3 separate regions of the Homo sapiens genome follow, and all the other regions are linked to region 2. Evidence: read pairs that join two places in POLR2A ChIA-PET (ENCODE). Cell type or tissue: A673. All regions are shown on one strand.

Evidence for each region. ChIA-PET counts read pairs that join two places held together with the same protein. Peaks named below come from ENCODE experiments on the same cell type or tissue, not always from the same donor. Only the 100,000 strongest peaks of a DNase experiment are listed, where the experiment ranks them.
Region 1: POLR2A ChIA-PET joins it to region 2 with 6 read pairs; 4 of 35 experiments call an interaction of 5 or more read pairs at or near these places.
Region 3: POLR2A ChIA-PET joins it to region 2 with 5 read pairs; 3 of 35 experiments call an interaction of 5 or more read pairs at or near these places.

Annotation. Positions count from the first base shown.
Region 1 is chr7:84,202,386-84,206,385 of GRCh38, forward strand. It overlaps a transcript of SEMA3A not described here. Among named protein-coding and RNA genes, the nearest start is that of SEMA3A, 9.6 kb to the left of the region's middle. RefSeq lists an enhancer at 3,621-4,000. In A673, no CTCF peak of the experiment used is centred here; a DNase peak (open chromatin) is centred at 2,496.
Region 2 is chr7:84,040,467-84,044,466 of GRCh38, forward strand. The region is part of intron 6 of SEMA3A (semaphorin 3A); the gene reads right to left. Among named protein-coding and RNA genes, the nearest start is that of SEMA3A, 150 kb to the right of the region's middle. In A673, no CTCF peak of the experiment used is centred here; DNase peaks (open chromatin) are centred at 215, 1,385 and 1,845; H3K4me3 peaks cover 604 bases; H3K27ac peaks cover 3,569 bases.
Region 3 is chr7:84,112,368-84,116,367 of GRCh38, forward strand. The region is part of intron 3 of SEMA3A (semaphorin 3A); the gene reads right to left. Among named protein-coding and RNA genes, the nearest start is that of SEMA3A, 80 kb to the right of the region's middle. In A673, no CTCF peak of the experiment used is centred here; a DNase peak (open chromatin) is centred at 2,334.

The sequences.
Region 1 (4,000 bases), 160 kb after region 2:
ATTTTAGTGGTCTAATTTCATCTATTAAATATTCACTGCACATTTACTGATGCTGTGAAGCCTCTTTCTATTCTGTTAAATCAAAATTGCAATCACTTATGGAAATAGGAAAACTGAAATTGAACAAACCAAGTTAATGTGGTAGTCTCTTTCTTGGGCTGTTGACATGACTTGGTAGGTGCTTGCCACAGTGTGCAATCCAGCGCACTTAATTTGTTTCCAGAGAAATAATTTCAAATATACTCTTTCTCTACCCTCAAAACTGGTAACCATTGAAAACATTTTACTTATCACATACCTTGCATTGTTTCCTTTATATTTATCCATTCATTCAACAAAATTTTGAGATATGTTTAGGCGCCAGTCTTTGTGACTTACAAAACTAATCACAGGTTATTTTTTTAGGATACAGATGTATATTCCTAGTCATGAATGTCCTAATGCCAATTTATCTCTTTTTTCCCTGCCCCAAGTTATATAAACCATCTATAAATCTTTCTGTATCTATTTTGGCATAATGTGCTTAATTTTTTAATACATCTATACTGTTATACTCATTTCATTAATTCCTGTGTTGTTTTTCATCCCTTCTAGTAATATCTTCTCTATTCTTCTAGAAGACTCTAGCTGATGACAGATTGTCTACATATTTTGTTGGATTACTCATGATTAAGGGCTATTGTATTCCCCTAAAGCTAATCTGCCTACAGTTTGCATTAGGGACTCAGGATATAAGATTTTGCATTAGGGACTCAGTATATAGGATTACTTTATATATTTTTGAAAAAGCCTTGCATAATACATCACAATATTTTGCAAGTATTCTAGGAGCTCCTTCTTCCTATGTTTCTACGGTGTTGAGTGCATTTATCTATTATAGTTCCTATTGCTTTGTATCACATTTCCTCAGTGGACTCTAAATTCAAAGGGAAGAGAAGCCTTTTTTTTTCTTATTTTATTTTTAATGCTCAGCATAGAATTTGGCACAGAATAAAGCCTATCCTATTAATTAATGGATTAATTAATTAGTCAAGGGAAATGTATACTAATTAAAATATTATGTTCAGAAATCTCCTAGTTTTAACAGTTTTGTAGAAAGTATTTCTTTGTGTGTGTGTATATATATATATATATATATATATTTTTTTTTTTTTTTTTTTTCTGAGATAGAGTTTCACTCTTGTTGCCCAGGCTGGAGTGCAATGACACAATCTCGGCTCACTGCAACCTCTGTCTCCCAGGTTTAGGCAATTCTCCTGCCTCAGCCTCCCAAGTAGCAGGGATTACAGGTGTGTGCCACCACACCTAACTAATTTTTTAAATTTTAGTAGGGAGGGGGTTCACTAAGTTAGTCAGTCTGGTCTCGAACTCCTGACCGCAGGTGATCCAACCGCCCCAGCCTCCCAAAGTGCTGGGATTACAGGAGTGAGCCACAACACCTGGCCTCTTTGTAGATATAATTGCACTAGTTGTTCATGCTTTTATGTTAAGCATGTATTGGAGTGTAGGCCATGGCATTAGAGAGAATTCTAAAATGCTGCTAAAATAACTACATTATAGTTCACAAAACAAAATATGTTTAGTTTCTCCTTCAAAACATAGGAAATTTCATTGTTATTAACTTTTATACAATTATATATCTCTTTTGAGATTAAAGACTCCTCTTCAGATTTACTATAGCCGGCGGACTATCACAGTATGTTACTCATATAGATAATAATCAAAATGAGTATTCTACAGTGTTTCTAAATGTGTAGTGTCTCCCAATGGTAATATTCTATTTTTTTAATTTAAAAATTAAGAACGATGGCTGTGAAACTCTCAAGAAATAAAGCACCACAATTGTGAAAATTCATGTATTATATAAGACAGAACATCTGGATTTAAGTCATAAGATCATAATTTGTAGCAATATAATATAAATGTCAGTTTATTTGTCTAGAAAGCAGTTGATCACCCCCTTTTCCCATCATGGCTGTCAAATGGGATATATTTTTTTATTGCCAAATACAAGGACATCGAGGATCCCACATTCCCTGACACTGTGGAGTCGGATTTTGCAGTCAAAGAGTTTGGGTAAGCTTCTGGGCATCAGAATTGAACATGGGGCATGAGAATATCATGTAGATACTGGGGAGAAAAATTAGTGACTCCGAAATGCCCTTTAGGAGAAACAGGAGGCAACTTCTTGAGAATCACTTGCCATAGGTACCACAAAGGCTAAATGAAAGAGAGGAGGATCTAGGCTCTTATTAATTTTATGGTTTGAAAAGTTGCCCTTTAAGTATTACATGATACATTTTAAATGTGCTAAATTTATATATCAAACGCAGTAGGTTTGACCATGAAGAATCAGATCATGTGTATTAAAATGTGAAGATTGGAGAGGGCAGTAGTAAGCAGAGAAACCATGACTTAGACTAACAAGTATGAGGTTGCCTTTGCTAATCAGCCCTGCAACTGTAGGCAGCTGCAAATTGAAAGAGAGCAACGTTTCACCACTTCACAAATTGCTGGTGACTCACTTGGCCAGATGTGCATTTGAGATCCTCCATCTTTTGTGGCTTGCACAGAAAGAATCGTATCTTTTATGGTAAATCAAGCCTTAAATTATTAGAAGACCCATTACTAGTACTAAATCCTCAACATGTGAGTGAGTTTTAATAACCTAAGTCACAAACTGCATGAGTTAGTGAGTATTTACATTTCAGAGCAAATTATTTTCCCAGATAAGTGTCATAGTTAACTTTAGGAAGCAGAGAAGTTAAGGTCAACAGGTGAAACACCTGTACAATTATTATGGGAATATCTCCTGCTACTATTTATATTTCAAGTCATTACATCTCATAGGTCAATAGCACTCTTTACTATTTTAACTACTCAACAAGTTTTGTTTCATGCTGTTTTCAGAACACTAGGGAATCCTGATTGGCTGGTAAATAAGTTAATTTTCCATTCTGGTGGAATTTTTACTATAATAGTTTCAACAGGAACATTCTCTCTTTACTTTTGGTATCATTGTTAAAATACCTTGGCAAAAACATGGCAATGATTACAGTTATGCAACTATCTTTTAACAGTTTCTCAGATCTGCAAATAGACACTGACAAAAATATCATTTAAATTCATAAGATGAATTCTTACAGATATCTAAATTTATAAAACAATTCATGTCCATATTTATTTTTTCATAATAATTTCCAGAAGTCTAGAAACAGTATAAAGTTAAGCATGAAAATATAATTGCCACAATCTGAATAGAATTACAATTCCTATGCATAAGTGTCAATCCATGGCAAAATTCCTAGATTTATTAGCTATAAGTAGTGTGATATATTCAGTAGACTTTAAAGAATCATGTTTTATAACACTATCCAGAATTTTGAAAGTTCATTCCTATTGTAGTCCCTCAAAAATACTGTTTCAAATGTATTCAACAGTACTTTCAAATGTGAATTCAATAAATGTGGAAAGCCACTTAGTCTCTTACTAAACTGAGTCTATCAGAAAGTGGTTCGAATGTCACTAATTATTTTATATGAATAAGCATGTTGTAGCTTTAAACAAACTTAGGCTTCAGTCTACTTTAAAACTAGAGTGCCAGGATGAAAATAAAGACCCTTCTTTTAGAAATAGAGATGATTGAGTTACATTTAACAAGATGCAGGATGTGGCACTTCAGCTATCTAACAGTGACGGGCTGTTTGCAACCCCAGCAGCTAGATCATATTGCCTTTCCCTCATACAATTTCAGAATAATTTCATAAAAATTACATGATTGACACTATGGCATTCTTCCCATTCTGATTTATTTAAATGTTAATACCTCCATAATAAATATATACTTTAAAAGCATTAAGAAAGAAAGTAAAATAAGCCAATTTTACTCTGGTGAATTTTTAAAATCTTAGTTTATTGTAGAAACCAAGATGGCATTTTTTTTTTTTTTTTTTTTGAGACAGAATCTGGCTCTGTCGCCCAGGCTGGAGTGCAGTGGCAT
Region 2 (4,000 bases):
CACTAATCTGATTGTTTTTCCACTCTACAAACTCTGGGTCAACAATCAAGCTGCCGCCAGAAACTAATTAATTTGCAAACAGGCTTCTGTTTTCACAGAGGGAAAGCTTTTGAGAGCCATGTCAGGGAGGCCGGTCACACCATGGTTACATGCATTGTCATGGCATCCACTTCTCTTGGTAAATCTCTTGCTTGATGTCACTGCACACAGGAACCCAGATTACCCAGTCAGCAGTAAATCCCTATTGAGACCCACCAAGCTTTGAATGTAGTGACTCTAGAAGAGGAAATTGGTATAGACAGGCTGTGTATTCATTAAACTGATGGTGAGACAAGAGAGAAAAAAATGTAAAAAACAAGAGGAAAAAGGAAGCTGCCTTTGATATAAAGAATTGTCCAATATATTGTCTCATTTTTTGATCAACTTTCATTTAAAAAGCAGGATTACCTTGAGAAAATATAATAATACTTCTAAATCTTAGATTCCTACTCTCATCAACTGTTAATTTCAAAGTAAGAAATTCAAAATTTTCTGCCTATATGCCACATCTGAGAGTTGTATGTTTTAGCCCAACATTAAAAAAATTCAAATGGAAAATGTGAACAATTTTATTCAGGTCACTTTTCTTAGAAGCCCGGAAAAAATAAAACCAGTTTTCAAATATATTGCCATTAATGAGTTAATTTTTATTCCAAAGCTTTATTCATATTTCCTTATTAGTAATTTCAAAAAACTTGCTAAAAGTCTTTATGTTCCTTAGACAAAAAGTGACAGAGAAAGTATGTCCTTGATAAAGGATATCAAGTGATGGTATATTTTGGTAACTTTTAGTTCTTTATGAAAAAAAGATGTATTTAGTGATTTGATTAAATGTATTATTATTTAGAGAGTAGAATAATTTCATGGTGTATATTTATTGTTTAAAAAGATACATTTATAATGGCTGTGCATTATTTGTTGGGACGAAAATGTTTCTGAGTAATAGATTCTTGAGGAAACAAAACTACTAAGTTGTGTTTAGGTATAGACATAACTATTATTCTAAAGTTTGCATATTTGAATTTTCAGCATAATTTCAAGAAAATACCTTAAGTATTCTCATTTTATTTCTGTGACTTTATACATTGATACTCCAGAATTGCTAGCTAATGCATACACTACTTACTCATAGAATACATAATTCAAACGTTTTAAAATACTGCATTCTTGTTTTCTTCTTTCATTGACTATAAAAACTAAGAGGACCTTTGTTGTTGCTGTTGTTTTAACTGAATGATCACTCAGCTTCTCTAACACTCATCTGCTCAAATAACCATAAAACAGGCTTATAGAGGGCTTTTTCCCCAAAGGTCAGCAAAATACTATAACTTGCTTAAGCCAAAGAAATAATCAAAAATGACATCATCGTTAAGTCTGACTTTATGCAAAACTAGATGATCTGTTTTAGTTATTAAAGAAAATGCAATTGGATACTCTGACGTTTTTTATGTCTCCAAAGATAGTAAGATCGAAATAGTGTATTAAAAGAGCTGTACAAGTGTACAAGTGATTTGAGATTGGGTATCTGGTAACGTGTAATGTTAACTTGCGTATTCATAGTTTATTTGCAGTCATATGTTTCATCACTGGGTCTAGTTTTCTAAAAGCGCATGTTGTGGAGAAATTTGAATCTTAAGAGAGTACGAAATATCCTAGTACATGACCACAGAGGAAGCTACGCTGATTCCAATAAGGGCAGGCCATCAGGGTATGAATATTACAAGTGAGAGGAAGTGAAGTGATGACTTGCATACCATTTCAATTACAGAAAAAGAGCAAGTGAGTTAGTCTATCTACAGGCACGATCCTTTTAGGAAATTCCACTAAAAGAAAACAGGTCTTCCTGAAATGAGTGGGAAGGCGTCACACTCCAGGCATTGTAATTAGGTCTGTTTGTGTTCCCCAGGCCTTGGGATCCATGTGGTTTCATATATTAAACCCGACTCTGGCTGCCCTTTCACCCTGACTCAAATATAATCACTCACAGAGTGAGTCAGGCCAAGCTTCCTAAGCGTGCTCCACCCAACAGAAGTGGGATAAAGGATACTCAGATAATTAGCATTTATTAAGTGCTTACTACATACCAAGAACTTGCTCAGTGTTTTTTATACATTAATATGTGGTCGTTTTTCCACAACAACTATAGGAGATAGGTAGTACCTCTGTTCATTTTATTAATGTAAGGGCCAAAGTAAAGTGAAACCCTGCCTCATTCTAAAGATAGTCTTTCTTCCAAATCATGTATCATCCCACTATTACTCCAAGACATAAACAATATTGGAAAACAGTCTCCATCAAATAAGAAAAATAAATGTGAGCTAGAAAAATAAACTGCTCTAATGAATGGTTAATATGGACAATAACTAGGTAGTAGTATTTTCATACTAAATGTTAAGATATCATTATGATAACAGCAGCATAAACTTATTTGTTTCCTTACTATAAATATACACAGAACAATTTTACTTTATTTCCACATTAAGCTGAAATTGGAATTGAAATTTGAAATCATATAATACTGAGAGAATTTATGTAGTACAAGAAAAAAATACTGGTACATCATGCCAAACCCCTAGCAGTATATTTTCTGAAATAAAACATTGTTATAACATTTAGAAACCCTAAATTAGGGTTTATCGTAACTAATGAAGATGTTTTAAGAACGTTATTACATGTTAAAATGTAAAATACACAACAGACTCCATTGTCTGAAGTTTCTTAATCTGAAAGTGTTATTCATTCCTAAATTTTCCTGCTAAAACTGAATTTAAACATTTATTGGCATTATCATATAAATTTTCTAATTATGAAAGTAGTGAAACTCCATTTTAAAAAATCAAGATATTTCAAGTTACAATTTTAGAGAACTGTTTGGTTGTTTGCTTTTCCTTACCAGGAACAAAAATTAAAAGTCATCTAAAATAGGTGAACTGATTCTTCCAAAAGAGTTGAACTGATTTGAGAAAAATAAAGTCCTATGCTGAAATTAATTTTAATATTCCTGAAGACCTTTAAAAACTACTTTGCAAAGCAATGTGTTAATTCTGGAACACGTATGATTGTATAGTCTATGCTGATGCCTCAAAACTCATTTATTTTATGCATGAATGTGTAAACATTGTTTTCAATTTTATTCTGTAATGGTATTTAATTTCACAAGGCTTGTGATTCAGAGTCCCTTGGTTCTATCCCAAACATATCTGTATCTTCCATCTTGCAGCAGTTCTGTTTTTTGCACCCTGTCAGATGTAACCTTTGTGCTAATTTGGAAAAATCAGTTCTCACGTTTAGTGCTGAGAGACTGATAACTGAATTCTCAAATGAACTACACATTTTCAGAGATGAAGTACAGAGCTGTGGACAATGCCTGTGTTTTCCCACAGTGTAAATTCTTCAGACTCAGCTGTCAACATGTGAGTGTGCAGCATAAAAGCAGCTTTAACTTGATGGGTTTTTTTCTCCAAGGCCATAAAAATGAAATGGATACTATACTCTCCTTTATGTTATTCCATCTTCTAATGAGATTTTGTTTCTCATGGACAGAGAAAGCCTTTATGCCCTTTAGGGTACTTAGTAGATCAAAGTCTTCTTTCTAAATAGAAAAACAAACATTTTCCCTCCCACACAAATATTTCAGTTTGAGAACAAACCAGATAGAAATGTTAAGAGAGTTTTTTTTTCCTACTAATTTTGCCTCTGCACACATCCTAGGTCTAATAATTTATATTGGATATTCTAGAATATTCCCCTGGGTTTTTGGAGTTCTGCACATGCTCTTCTCTTCATCTCAGCACCTTTTCATTTCCCTGGTGAGGCATCACATTTCTCACATGGTCACCCAGGTACCATGAGACCCCGTCTATCCCTGGTGGCAGAGGAACATTTGACTACATGTCTAATCCCCTTTGATTACCACAGTGTTTGTATGCAATCATCAATTATGTTAGGCATCATTAGCATT
Region 3 (4,000 bases), 72 kb after region 2:
TTTTTCATTCTAGAAAAGAACAAGATTTCAGTCTGCATGCCATGCCTTTAAAGATATGCATGCAATTTTTTCCACAAACCCCAATTTTTCAGTCCTGTCAGTATCACCTAAGTGCCTCCTTAGAAATATGACAGTGAACTTACTTCTCCCTAATAAAAAAGGAAAAACATATTTTACCAGTAAGAAGACTTGTGAACAAAACAAAGGTTCATGTCACCTCTGCAACTGTTATGAATCATAATGTCCCAGAATTTGTGGGCTCTTTATCTCTTATAGATTGAATAACTGACTAGCAATTTATAGTGACTACATCTGTCCTTCCAAGGAAACTAGCAGATTGTAATTAATGACTGAAAAACTCTCAAGGTTCTTGCTAACTATGAAATTGGGCTCCACTGAATATCATAATTTTAATTTGTTCTCTATTAACTACTAAAGAGGAACCACTATAATATGACAACAATTCCCCTACAGAGCTGTTGGAACAAAATCAATCACAGGACCAAAGCTGTGAAACCTGGCAAAGGGTTCTACCTAGAGTGCTGATAACGGGAATCTGTCTGTGTTACAAAGCAACTAGACTCACCCTATTGGCCTAAGGCCTGGAATGATTCCCTTCATTTCCCCACTGAACTCTCCCAGTTGGCAGCAGGTTGTACTGTTACCATGCCCTGGGGGCAAGCTCAATATTATTTTGGAAGTGAAGGTTGATGCAAATAGAAGGGAGAGAAATTTCTTGGGCTTAGAGGATATAAAGATGCTTGAAATGAAACAAAGGAATGGAAGGAAATACTTTCAAATTTGGTTAAAAATAGTTGAGAGGAGACTCATCGAAAACAATGGAGGAGGAAAGTGCATTAAAAGAACTGGACAGAGAAGAAGCAAAAATTTGACAGAGACATTGTTAGTAAGGATTTGTTCTTAACAGAAAACCTACATAAAAGAGTATCAATCCTGTCATTCATTTGCCTTCATTCTCTAGCTTGTTGCTGCCAAGGTTTTCGAGTGTTCCAAAACAGGATATTCATTTTATTTGGAAGCAGCTTGGACATTCCTCTAAAAAAGAAGGAAGTGTGGCAGAAAAAGGAAACACACTTCACACATTTCTGCTCTAGGGAGACAGAAGAAGAGTGTTTCTGACCTTTTCTTGAACCATGACGATTCTTAAAACTCAGAATGTAATGTACTTTTTGGCCTTAAACTACTGCACTGCTTTGCTCAGCACTGGAGGATTTACAATGTAATAAAGAGAGTGGAATCAGTTCAAAATGAATTCATTTTTCAAACCTTGATCCTTTTTGGAATTTAAGTTGATGAACACAGACAAGTTTAGCAACAAGTTGGCAGTTGGCTTCCCAAGAGTCAGGCAACCATATTGACCTCTTATTTTACTGAAATGTTCCCCAGAGCAACAGTGTTATAGATTGTTAGCTAGAAATAAAAGTAAGGGCAGTTATAAACCAGTAAAATCCAAGGCCACACCTGAGGAGTAATGATTCATCACCCTTAGTGACAAACCACTTACCCTTATTTTTTTAAGGGCCTCTTGTCTTTTCAGATCAAATGGATAGAGGAATTATGTATAAAGATATTACCTGGAGAAATAAATTTAGAAGAAAATGTCTACCCCTAGAAAAAGATACAGGAGCCAAAAGCACAGTGATTCAAAAACAAACATTGCAGATATGAAGCACTGATTAGACTGTGTTACGCAGACTTTTCCTGGACGGTTACAAAAATAAAGTCCATCCATCTGTCAAAACAACTGCTCCATGCATGAAAATTAAACAGAATTGAGGTGTTTTTAACTAACTTCCGATAATTATACTTTCTACAAAAGAATATGATTTACCTCCAATTCCAATTACCTCCTTGCATGTTCTTAAATTCTGGATGGAGCAGTTAAATTTTACTCTAAGTAAGCGAAGAGAAAAGAAGAGAAGACTTGTGAACGTGAACAATCTCTATTCAAATATATTCAGTTCATGATTAAATCAAACAACTTGTTCTGGCTCAACTATAAATCAGTCCAAAATGAATGGGTAGCATATAACATTGACTCAGGTCAGTGAGAATTCCTGTAAAAAGAAGAAAAAAAATGCTTCTATCCCATCGATAGTTTGTGTAGAAATATTTTGGTGCATAATCTAGCAGCTGGGAAAGCAAAGGAAACCTTTTCCTATCATGATGGGTGGATACATTTCTGCCTGAAAACCCATTAATAAGCTTAATTCCTGAAGTTAATCTGTTGACTTTCTTTTTCTCTGGTCAATTTATCTGGCAAGCTAGCTGAATACTGGAATCTTCGTGCCAAAGCAGTAATCCGTGAGATTGTTCCTGTCACTCACTTTATCCCTTCCTCTATTTAAGCTTTTCCACACTTATCTGGCAATAATGTTTAGTCTTTTTTTTTCTTTTAACATTGTGCTATTACAGCTGTAATCCGATCATCCATAATTGTGTTTAATACTTCACTATTCACTAAAGGAGGTTAGAAATCTCTTCTCCAAAGAGGCTTATCTAATAAAACTAAAATATAAACCATGTTATAATTATAATATTAGCCTTCTAATGTTGAATTTGTGACTTGGAATTTTTTAACACTCATCTTTTTAAGTGATGAATAGGCAGTTCTGTCCATTTTGGGAGGCATTTTTACCTTCAGTATTTAGAATATGCCATAATAAAATGAACTGAACTTTCCACATCAATGCTTTTATATTTTTTAGAGATTTGAAATAATACTGACTCAACTAACACAACAAAGTTACCATTATATATAGCCAGTTATTTTGGTATGTAGGCATATTCATAATAATTGAACTATATCACCATTAAACCTATGATAACTGAAAAACAACTTTTAAAGTGGCTTGAATTATATGATTAAACTAAATGAAGACTCTCTGTACAAGGCTCCCAAATTATTTTACTTAAATGCTCATTTCAGTTAAGTGCCCAATTTGACTGCTCTTTCCCCTCCAGATTGACTATTTGTTTTGAAGTCCTAGAAATATTGTTCAAGACTCTATAAACATTTTTCTTTCAAATTACTTGAAACCTTCAAACATGTTCAAAATGATTATACACTAGGCACTATAGACCATGCTATTAGCAAAAGCTGACTGCTGTGATTTTCTTTTATTTAAAGGAGTTCAAAAAATTCACTTTGAAATTCTGTGTGGACCATAGAAGCTTATGATATCTATTTTTAGGCTTATGTTTTCTTTTATATTATACTATCACTCTGATTCATCAGGATGTGTGCCATTCATTTGCATGATTTGATTGTGGTCCATTATATGTACCTAGCATAACCTTTCTTCACCTCATATTGCAATAAATGCAGACAATTAAAAATATTCTGGGAAATCTACATAAATATGTTTCCTACCGAACCAGGAAAATTATGAAGTACTCACAATCCTCACCCTGATTTCAAAAATGATATTCTGTGGTTTCCAATTTTATGCAAGGTGCTGAATATTTAGTGTTCATGCCTTAATGCAACCAAGTCATTGGTTTACATGAAGTAAGGAGAGTTACAATGTAAAGGAATTTATTGTGGACAAAATTATTTGGCATATTTAATTCTAACATACATGCCTTTACCATAACAGAAATCATTACACATAAAAGAGAGATGAACTGCATCTTTAATTGCATGTGAGATGTAGCCTTAGGGAAAGACAGAAAAACTGAGCCCATATTTTAGAGGAATGCTTGATTTCATTCACATCTACCTCCTTTCTACCCCATCTTGCCTAATATCAAAAATTAATTTTTGTTGGAGTCTTTAATGTCCAAAGTACTGAAGTCTGTTTTATAGTTATAATATAAAATATTATCTTAATACATCTTATAATAATTGAAGACCCTAATCAAGTTTAGTGTTTGTGACATAGACACTGATGTATCACTTATTCAAATGCAAGTGCCTGTGGCATATTTCACACGTATACTCTTTTCCTTTTCTTTCTTTTTTTCATGACCAAGTTTA